2 separate regions of the Homo sapiens genome follow, and region 2 is linked to region 1. The links are chromatin loops, found by intact Hi-C in ENCODE. Cell type or tissue: endothelial cell of umbilical vein. All regions are shown on one strand. Links, peaks and the distances in the headings refer to the core of each region. The heading gives the core; the rest is flanking DNA. Region 1 has its middle 18 kb from the start of ADI1. Region 2 overlaps TRAPPC12 (trafficking protein particle complex subunit 12).

What was found. Peaks named below come from ENCODE experiments on the same cell type or tissue, not always from the same donor. Only the 100,000 strongest peaks of a DNase experiment are listed, where the experiment ranks them.
Region 2: it touches region 1 in a loop (6-fold over the local background); 3 of 110 quality-filtered maps call a loop at or near these places.

What each region holds. Positions count from the first base shown.
Region 1 is chr2:3,534,561-3,539,934 of GRCh38, reverse strand. It overlaps a transcript of RNASEH1 not described here. Among named protein-coding and RNA genes, the nearest start is that of ADI1, 18 kb to the right of the region's middle. RefSeq lists enhancers at 3,642-3,936, 2,844-4,043. In endothelial cell of umbilical vein, for the core only: CTCF peaks have their summits at 2,818, 3,021 and 3,867 (motif pointing left); DNase peaks (open chromatin) are centred at 3,154 and 3,744; H3K4me3 peaks cover 967 bases; H3K27ac peaks cover 1,832 bases.
Region 2 is chr2:3,421,662-3,427,035 of GRCh38, reverse strand. TRAPPC12 (trafficking protein particle complex subunit 12) reads right to left here. Exons shown (of 12, transcript NM_016030.6): 4 at 5,042-5,155; 5 at 2,373-2,511. Among named protein-coding and RNA genes, the nearest start is that of TRAPPC12, 45 kb to the right of the region's middle. In endothelial cell of umbilical vein, for the core only: a CTCF peak has its summit at 2,961 (motif pointing left); a DNase peak (open chromatin) is centred at 2,935.

The DNA of each region.
Region 1 (5,374 bases), core at 77-5,076:
AAAGCCCTCCTGGCTGGTGGACAGCTTGGGTAACTGTAAATAGGAACCAATGAAAGCTGCACTCCTGATTTCAGGTGATGTTCATTTCAAGTTGAGCAAGTCTGGGCCACAGATGCTGTGGCTGAAAAGGAGGGCCTCGGGGTAGATTTCTGGTCTTTTTCCTAATTCTAATATTCTAGTAGTTCTGGAGCAAGAAGGAATAGGTCACTCAACTAAAGCCCCTTTTTTAATAACGTGATGAGCTGACATTCAGAACTCAGGATGTCATCAGAACAAAACACGTAGCAATGATCGTGGTGGTCGTGGTTCCTCAGTTCGTAAACACTCAGGGGTAACATGGGGAGGGCCGGCTGCATCTGCCTGCATTGTGTCTCCTGGCACACAGAAGGCGTTGACTATGCTGGCCAGCTCGTTCAAGCAGCTTTGGTTCTTAATTGCCCATTGAGAGACAGGAATTGGCACAAGGTGACTCTGATATTGTGTTGACATAAGTATTTGTCAAAGAACAACTTTCATCAAAATACGCCCCCAAATTAAGATTCTTTGGTGATACGGGAAGCCGCCAGTATATGGTGGTAGGGTTTTGGACAAAGACAAATATGAATGAAGTGGGAAACAGGGCAAGTGGACCGCTGTCTCTGCCCGCAGCTGACAGAGCTGTTCTCTAAACCTAAATATGCACAGATTCGTGTATATTAAAAGCAGTACCTCAACAGTAAACAAGGGTCTTTAACCTAGGATTTAACATCCAGCAATCATGAAAGAAGACTACGTATAAATAAAAAGGTTTTGAAGAGCCATAAGCAAAAACAAACTAGGAAAAGAAGTTGCAACTCATATCACAAAGGACTAATTTCCCTAATATATAAGAACTAGAAATTGAAAAAAAACTAACAACTCAGAAGAATGGATTGGCCAAATTGTTTACAGAAAAAGAAATACTCATGGCCCTTTAGGAATGAAAAGATGCTCGGCTTTACTCACGAGAGAATGCAGATTAAAACACCAAGACATCATTTCTCTGTATGATATTAGCAACAGTGCATATGTTGCTGAGGCTGCCTGGAAACGTGTGCTCACCTGTGTTGGTGCTGAGTGCGGATGGGCACCACTCAACACCAGACAGAGGCGTGGCCCACTCTCAGAATTACAAATGCTTTGATGTTTAATCCACCAGTCCCCACTCTGCAGATTGTATGCTGTAGATACACCTTGCACACATAAAAATAAAAGATGACCAGGTTTTTAATATCAGAGAACTGGAAACTATACTGGGACCTGAAGCGGCCGTGGAATAAACAGCGTTAGAGTGACAGACCCCATAAGTACCCACAGACCAGAAGGTGCTCTGGGCACTGTTAAGTGGAAAAAGGAAAGTACCTGATTCATGTTACAGCAGGCTGCCTTTTGTGTCAAAGAGGATAAATAAAAATTCACAAACAGTGAAGTATTACTCTATTACACTGGGAATGGGGAGAGGATGCTGTGGGTGGGAACAGGGCGGTAATGAGACTTGCTGGGGTGTGCGTCTTTGTATGCTATCTTTTTATCTTTTATATATATATATTATATATATTTTTTTGAGATGGAGTTTTGCTCTTGTTGCTCAGGCTGGAGTGCAGTGGTGCCATCTCGGCTCACTGCAACCTCTGCGTCCTGGGTTCAAACAATTCTCTTGCCTCAGCCTCCGGAGTAGCTGGGACTACAAGGTGCCCAACACCACGCCCGGCTACTTTTTTTGTATTTTTAGTAGAGGCAGGGTTTCACCATGTTGGCCAGGCTGGTCTCCGACTCCCGACCTCATGTGATCCACCCGCCTCGGCCTCCCAAAGTGCTGGGATTACAGGTGTGAGCCACTGTGCCCAGCCTGTATGCTATCTTAAAAAAAAAAATTGTTTTAAGACAGTTTCGCTCTTGTTGGCCAGGCTGGAGTGCAATGGTGCGATCTCAACTGACCGCAACCTCCGCCTCCTGGGTTCAAGCAATTCTCCTGCCTCAGCCTCCCGAGTAGCTGGGATTACAGGCATGCACCACCATGCCCAGCTAATTTTGTATTTTTAGTAGAGATGGGGTTTCTCCATGTTGATCAAGCTGGTCGCGAACTCCTGACCTCAGGTGATCTGCCTGCCTTGGCCTGCCAAAGTGCTGGGATTACAGGCATGAGCCACCGTGCCCAGCCAAAAAGATTTTCTTTCATCTTTTTTTTTTTCTTTTGAGACACGGTCTTGCTCTGTCACCTAGGCTGGAGTACAGTGGCGCTGTCAAAGCTTACTGCAGCCTCCACCTCCTGAGCTCAAGTGATACTCCAGCCTCAGCCTCCTGAGTAGCTGGGACTACAAGTGTGTGCCACCATTCCCAGCTAATTTTTATTTTTGTTAGAGCTGGGGTCTCACTACGTTGTCCAGGCGGGTCTTCAACTTCTGGGCTCAAGCAATTCTCCAGCCTCGGCCTCCCAACACGCTGGGGTTAGAGCCATGAGCCACTGTGCCTAGCCTTTTTATATGTTACCTTGATCTTTGAATCATGTTGTAATACCTGTTAATAAATATTTGATAAAAAATATTCGAAAGGTCTGCCTTCAAAGAGGGCAGGTAAAGGGCATCGGTGCTGTGGGACTCTGACCAGCAGAAACCCCAGTGGCCAGGTGGACACATGCTTAGCTGAGGTGTTCAGATCCCACCCCAGTCTTTGCAGCTCCCATCTGCTCTGTGAAACTCTGTGACATGGCACAGTGTGTGTATCTGAGATTCGTATAATATGTAGTGTGCTCCTTTTAGGTAGACAACATGCTTTAACCTAACATTTTGAAACCCAGAAGAAAATTGATGGGGATCACATTTAGGAACTGAATGGATCCCCCAAAATTCATGTCAAACCCCTAATCCCTGGCGTGGCCATTTGGAGAGGGGCCTCTAAGGAGGTACTGGGGTTAAGGTTATAAGGGTGGGGAGGCCCTGACCCGATGGGATGGGTGTCCCTATAAGGAGAGACCCCAGAGTGCTCGTGCTCCCTCCTGCCTGCAGGGGCACTCTCCCGGGACAGACCACGCACCAGCCTCTGCGAGCCAGGAAGGAGCCTCTGCAGAAACGGAACCAGCGGGAACCTTGACCTGAGACTTGCAGCCTCCAGAACTGGGAGAAAATAGATTTCTGTTGTTTCAAGCCCCCGAGCCTGTGGTATTTTGTCCCAGCAGCCTGAGCAGGCTGAAATGGTAGGTTGGGATGCTTGGTAAAGAAAAAAAGGAAATTCTTGTTAAGGGTGTGAAGAGGCATTATTCAAGGGCCCACTCCAGTGAGGTTTTGCAGAAAAGGAGAGAGATGGGGCTCAAATCCGAGTACAGGGATGGGTGGGAGCTGACAGCCCCGGAGCAGGGGTGGGGCCTGTGGACAGAAATTCCTAAGTGGAAACGTCAGGAGTCAGGGTGGGTTTCCCCAAGCAGGCTCAGCAGGATTTGCTCAAACGGAGCCAGCCCAGGACAGAGCCCAAGGTCAGAGCCTGGTCCACGAGGGGACTCGGAGGGGTGGACTCAAGCTTGGTCCCAGAGGGGAGGGGACTCGGAGCGGTGGACGCAAGCTTGGTCCGGGAAGGTCTTTGTCAAGGCCCATTTGTTTTATTTTACAGGGAGGAAACTGCAGCCGAGTCAGCTCCTCTGACTCTAGGCCGACCGTTCTTCCCTGTATGACATGTGACTCACCAGATAAAGCCACACACGTCATTCTTTTAAAATTCTCTACTCTGTGAGTGCAATGAAATTAGTATTTTTCCACAAGTCCTTTCCTTTCTCTAATGTGTAAAGTAAGAGGCAGAGAGATCCTGCTCTAGTCTCTGGGCCCTCCCTCTGCTGGCAATGTTCTTTTTCTGTTTTAACCATCTGAGCAGCACACGACCGCCCTGTCTTGGGGCAGTGACGTGTCTGTGGTCAGTACAGGACCTGGTGCTGGCTCTCTCGTGGCCGGGACCGACAGTGCTCACGCCTGGACCCCGCTGTGTGTCCTACCCTGTTCAGTTTGCCAGCACAGGCTTTTGGTTCCATTTTCAACACATCTCTAGTCTGATCAGCCCTAACCTCCACTGCAGGCTGCGTCCTTCCCTGCCTGTACTAGTGCAGAGCTCCTGGTGGGTTCGCACCTTCTCCCCCAGCTCCTCCCTCTCCAGGTAGCAGCCAGGATGGCACTTTCAAACCATGTCAGATCACGTCGCTGCTGTGCTCAGGACCCTCCCGTGACTTCCTTGTCCCTCTCAGAATAAAATGCAAATTCCTCCCCCACACCCACAGGTGTCCCCCTGTCCCCACCCCACACCTCACCTGCACTTGCCAACTCCAGCCATGCGGCTCTTACTGCCGTTCCTCAATGTGCTGGGAACCTCCTGCCTCAGGGGCTTTGCTGTTCCACTGCCTGGGCTTTACTCAGATGGAACTTTCTTTGTAAAAAATTGATTTCTAAAATTATGGTAAAATATACATAACATAAAGTTAACATCTTAACCTTTTTTTTTTTTTTTTTTAGACAGGATAGTCTCACTCTGTCACGCAGGCTGGAGTGCAGTGGTGCAATCACAGCTCACTGCAGCCTCTGCCTCCTGGGTTCAAGTGATTCTCTTGCCTCAGCCTCCCAAGTAGCTGGGGACTAGAGGCACACACCACCACGCCTGGCTTTTTAATTTTTTTTTTTATTTTTAGTAGAGACAGGGTTTTGCCATGTTGGTCAGGCTGGTCTCGAACTCCTGATCTCAGGTGAACCGCCTGCCTCACCGTCCCCAAGTGCTGGGCTTACAGGTGTGAACCACTGCGGCCAGCCCATCTTAGCCGTTTTTAAGTGTGCAGTTCAGTGGCATTAGGTACACTCACACTGCTGTACAACCATCAGCACCCTCCATCTCCAGAACTTCTCATCTTCCCAGACTGAAGCTCTGTTCGTGTTGGACACGGACTCCCCAGCCCCTGGCAGCACTGTTCTGCTTTCCATCTCTATGAATGTGACTCCTCTAGGGACCCCGTATAAATGGAATCATGCAGGATTTGGCCTTTTGGGCCTGGCTTATTTCACTGACCCTAATGTCCTCAAGGTTCCTCCACATGGTAGCAGGTGTGAGAATTCCCTTCCTTCTAAGGCTGAAGAATGCTCCATTGTGTGGATGTGGCACAGGATTTTTTCTGTGCCACTTCACCAGCCGGAGACCTCCATGGCCGCTGGCGCCCCTGCCTGGCCTCACTCGGCCCAAGGATCACTGCTGGTGATACTCTGCACATTCGGCCCAGTGGGCTGTGCTCGGCTTGCACCCCGGCCCAGATCCCACGCTTGCCACAGGATCCGCGCTCAGCCGGCGGTTGGGCCGGGCATGCCGCAACCCGCTTCTGCCTTGGGCACCGGTG
Region 2 (5,374 bases), core at 147-5,146, 110 kb after region 1:
CCTACCAAGTGACAGGCTCCCCATTCTTTTTGGGCTGGAAATTCGGTCTTACACGGAAAGGATGACCCTCAAATTGGCGATGAAGTGGAGACAAGAAAGGGACACGACAGAATCAGGGAGCCCAGTTAATTTACAAGGTAGAACAGTAGCCCTTGAACAACCAGCCATGGCTGTATCTCTCCAACTCATGAGCGGATGTGGGAACCACCTACGTGCGGACTGGACGGAACTTTGGGAGGGACGTAGACGAGACTTGCTCCGGGGGAGAGAGGATGGATAAAGCCCTGCTCCTCGAGGACAGTGCTCACGACCACCGAGCAGCTTCCAGGCTGGAGTGCAGGAGAAGAAATACCCCAGGGAAGAGGTAAAGACATCTTTATCCAACCCATGGCTGCAAAAGCCAGACTCCTGGGGACAGAAGGCCTGCTTGGCCAGCAACACCAGTGAGGGCCCTTCAGCAAGTTCCCGAGACTCCTCTGGCCCCACTTCCTCCACCTGTTGGCCAGGCCACGGCAGACAGAGCTCCTGAACACGCACCCTCAAGCGGTCCTGGCTTTGGTCTGTTCCTCCTGGTCATGTGGAAGGCCAGCAGGACTGGACAGGCCAGTGGGTGGGCAGGAAGTGTCACACATTAAGGACTGGCGTCTACGTCCCTGGATGACACAGAGTCCTACGTCCGAGAGTGATAGTGGTGTTGCTGGTCCTTCTTGACTCTGTGGCTACCTAGCTTGGTTGGTTCACTTCCATGAAATCAAGCCAGCTCCATCAAGACAATCTCTTTGATTTATGCCCTATTTTAGTTATTAAAAGTTACCCTTCCCATTTTTTCTTTTCCACAAGGGGCAAATTCCCTTAGTCAGAAGGAAGAAACAATTTTAATACCAGTGAGACTAAAGGTCAAAAAACACTTTATACTAAAAATGATAAAAATCTCCATCAATTCTGGGATAACTCAGAGTAATATGGACCAATTCCCACCCGTCCTACTTGGAGGAAGGTAAAGATGATAAAGGAGAGAGCATGGGGAATAAAGAAAGCCGGCGTCTACATTCGTTCCTATGCCCCTCCAAAGAAACAGAGCTGAGTTTTAACCAAAAAAACAACACACAAAGAAGTTCAAAGATTTGTTTTTACTTCTAGCCTTTTTAGTTCATCTATTTACCTACTAGTATCAACCAAGTTCAACAGAATGTTTATTTAAATTTTCTGAGACTTCTATAGGAATTATTATTTTATTATTAATCAGGCCTTTGCATCTCTTGTACCACTGGTTTTAAATATTTTCTACCTCCAATCAGGCTCTGCATTTCCTGACAACTAGGACCATTCTCTGTAGCTCCACTGCTGCAGCCAACAAATGCTGACAATCGAGCCTGCAAAATGCGGCAGTGCGAGACTTTCCCATGTTACTGATACATTCGGAAGAGAGTAAGAAAACCAGCAAATACAGTTGGTACTAGATAGCAGCCATTATTCCAAGCAACTTACACGTGACATCATTTGATCTTTAGGACAACCCAGGCAGCAAGGAGGATTGGCATCTCTGTTTTACCAATAAGGACACTGGGGCACAGAGATGTCAGATAACTCCTCCAAGGCTACGCGATTCAATGGGGGAAGCAGGATGTAACTGGGGATGCCTGACAACAGGGCGTGGGCTTTCAATAGCTGCTTACACTGCCCTCACAAGACATCCTGCCAGGACTGTTTTCTATTTAAGAACACATGAGAGGCTTCAAACATATTTATGAGGTTCTCCACCAAGAGACGCACACTGCACAAGGCTCCCAGTGCTGCAGAAGGCTCTCCGTAACCCGCCCTTCTCCCTTCCCAACTGGTGGTTTCTTGTCACTCTCCTAGAACTACCCTATGCTGTAGCCTAGTGTTTTCCAAACAATGGTCGTGACCGTGACCCAAAGGGTGAACCACAACCAGATTTTTAAAATAAATTAAATCAGAATAGAGACAAACGGAAAATGTCACGGCGTGTGCCATATGCACGGACACGTTTGGTTCCACCGCTCTGCATCTCTGTGCGCCAGGTCCCGATATGGGACGGCTCTTCCCTGTGGAGCGCAGCTCAGACGTCTACTACCCGGCCCCTGCACCAAATCATGCTGCCCTGACAGAGCAGGTGCTTGACACGTAGCTGCTAAATGTACAAACAGATGCACCAGGGAGCACCTCCAGGTCAGTGTTTCGGTAAATCGGAGTGGGAGCATTCTGTAAGTCAAGGCTTGTTGCTGGGTACTTATCTGATTTTTCAAGACTGGATAAATAAGGAAAACTGAGGCTACGAAATTATGTATAAATCAAAGCAAACCAGAGCGACACACAGACAAATGTACAAATATTAAATACCATGGCCTTACCCCTGCGCCCAGGGTACACGTGCGGGTAGTACTCGTAATAAAGATCTGGCTGATCAAGATTTCCGAAGGGTTCAAATTCCATCTCAGCATTCTGGAAAAGGCCCAACTTCACTAGTAGTGCCAGCCTGACAAACCAGAGCTAAAAACAAAATACAATGGAAACAATAGGTTATCTACATATATCCAGTTCAGAATTTGCTATTCCTTATGAGTTGGTGTTAGAGGTTAATTTCTCATATATTAAAATAAGGGCTAACCTAACTTTCTATCTTTGCATATTTACACAATCGTATTTAAAAAATTACTCTTGAAGCTGGGCATGATGCCTCATGCCTGCAGTTCCAGCTACTCAGGAGGCTGAGGTGGGAAGATTGCTTGAGCCCAGGAGTCTGAGTCCAGCCTGGGCAACATAGCGAGACCCTGTCTCTAAGAAGAAATTACTATTGAGCTTAATAACAATGTGAATGATTTTACATAATTGTTTACTCAATAAGTAAACAGTGCTTACTGAGCAGGTCTGTGTGCAAAGCACTGTGCTAGGTGTCATGAAAATGAAAAGGCACCAAAGGAATGCGCCACCTAGTGGAGGGCGGGGGAATGACGGCGGGAACGGGAGCAGGAAGGAGAGGAAGCGCAGGGATGGGTTGTGTTTGAGGGCAGCTCTCAGGGCTGCAGAATTTCAAGGGGCCACAGGCTAAGGAAGGGTCTGCTGGTTCAGGGAACGTAAGGACAAAGGTACAGAGTGGACAAAACACAACATACGAGAGAGCACAGTGTGCTCTCAGGGGTACATTCAGGAAAATGGTGGGAATTTGCATTAGACAGCTGCAGAGCCAGAGACTTAGGATTAAAAGGGTACCTTAGAAATGACCTAATTGGATCTGACTTTACTGATGAGAAGAATGAATTTCACTAAGTGTCCGCTGAAGGATGAACGGATAAAGGAACGTGGCATGACGCACAGTGGAATACCACTCAGCTTTCATGGAGGAAATCCCGTCGTTTGTGCTGTGGATGAGCCTAGGGGACATGACGTTAGACAAACAAGCCAGGCACAGAAAGACAAACACCGTGTGACCTCACTTACACATGGAATCTGAAAACACTGAACTCACAGAAGCAGAGTAGATGGCGGGTGCCGGGGCTGGGGGTGGGGAGGAGGGCCGGGCAGGGGAGGTTTGAGAGATGTTAGTCAAAGGAAACAAAATCCAGTGACGCAAGGAATAAGCTCAAGAGATCTATTGTAGACGTGGTGACACAGTTACAATGTATACTAAAAATTGCTAAGACAGATTTTCAGTGTTCTCATTACACACACACACACACACACACACACACACAAAGGCATGCGAGGCAATGCATGCGATTTAGCTTGATTTAACCATTCCATAGTGTACACATAGCCTGTCATGGTCTGAGGGTTTGCATACAACACGAGAAGATGAAATTTCACATGGTAGCCAATGGGAAACTATCCAGCTCTTGACTAGCTCCGTTTCAGACCTAGTTGGAAAGGAGGGTGGTTCACCCTCTTTAGGCAGCCTGGTGGTTCCTGGCTCTAGGGAGGTCACCATATTGGTGTTGAGCTAGTGCCAACACCTGATCAACAAAGTGCACTACGGCCCAGAAGCCCCAGGCCCAAGTGATCTTCCTGCCTCAGTCTCCCCAGTAGCTGGGACTACAGTCAATGCGCCACTGCGCCGGGCACAGTTTTCCAGCAGGAAAGTGAGATGATCAAAAGTGTGCTTTTTTGGAGGTAGTTTATGGAATGAATGTGAATAAAGAAACTTGAACTAAGTTCATAAAAGAGGCCAAAGCAACACTGCAATGAGAGCTCGAACTGTGGGTGGTGGTGGGTTGGAGAGAAATGATAGGAAAACAGCCTAAGATTTGGCAAACCAATGGATGGAGAGGTGATGGGGGAAAGTACATTTAAAGCTAGAGCGGCTCTTCTTGTCGGCTCTTGGGGGAAGAGAAAGAAGGAGAAGGAGCCTGCTGGAAATAGCTAAGCTGTCAGGGCTCCCCAGAGCTGCTCCTTTCAAAAGCTCATCACAGTTCTGAAGGATCTGGTGATCTGTTTAGTCCCGGGGGATTCCCATGTAAGCTAGAAGAACAGTTAAAAAACTCCCCAGGGAAAGGTAAGAATGTATCAACGTTTGCAGCTGTTCCTTCTTCTCAGATGAGTTTCCTTTTGTTCACAAGTCTATTTTGTGCATTCCCTTTTCTTTTTTCTTTTTTTTTAAATTTCAGAGCAAGTGATATACCACGAGGAGCAAATGGCACATGGACCCTCCGTCCTTGGGGTGGACAGAACCAACTGCTCCTGTCACTGTTTCCTACCGGGCCCAGACACGCCCCAGAGCCCCGCACAGGCCAGTTGCTACTGCCAGTCGTGAGGCGAACCCACCTGCTGACCCAAAGCCATGCCGGTTCCACCATGAGACTGAGTGTGGGCACTTGTGAGCGTGCTTCTGGGGCGCACAGGCATCCTGACGGGCCGAAGTGAGAATTCCAGTGCCCCAGTATAGTATATACAATATAATTAGGAGAGAAAGAAGCAGGATATGAAAACATACTTTTTGTTATTGGCATGAAAGGCCATGGTCCTGTCCATGTCCCCAGACTGTGATAAGCCAGGTTAAACTCCAGCACCTGAAAGGTGTTCTCACCTGCAGTGAATCTGTCGTGTGGCTGGTGAGCAGCCCGCTCTTGCCGTAGCCCTGGCCGTGGGCTGTGAGGAGACGTCCGCACAGGTCCACTGCTGCCCTCCAGTTTCTGCAGCTCTGCAAGACACGGCAGAACATGTGACCAAACACACATGCAAGGCATGGTGGAATCCATGACCCAAACGCATAGCCACTGGCCACAGCTGCTCACCTTGCTGGAAGCAGCGCCAGCCAGCCGTTAGTAATGGTGACAACGTCAGTGTGCTGACGGCACGGAGGGGCATGCCATTTGTCAACGCTGCACGTGTAATTAGGCAATAAGAGAGCCAAGCGTGA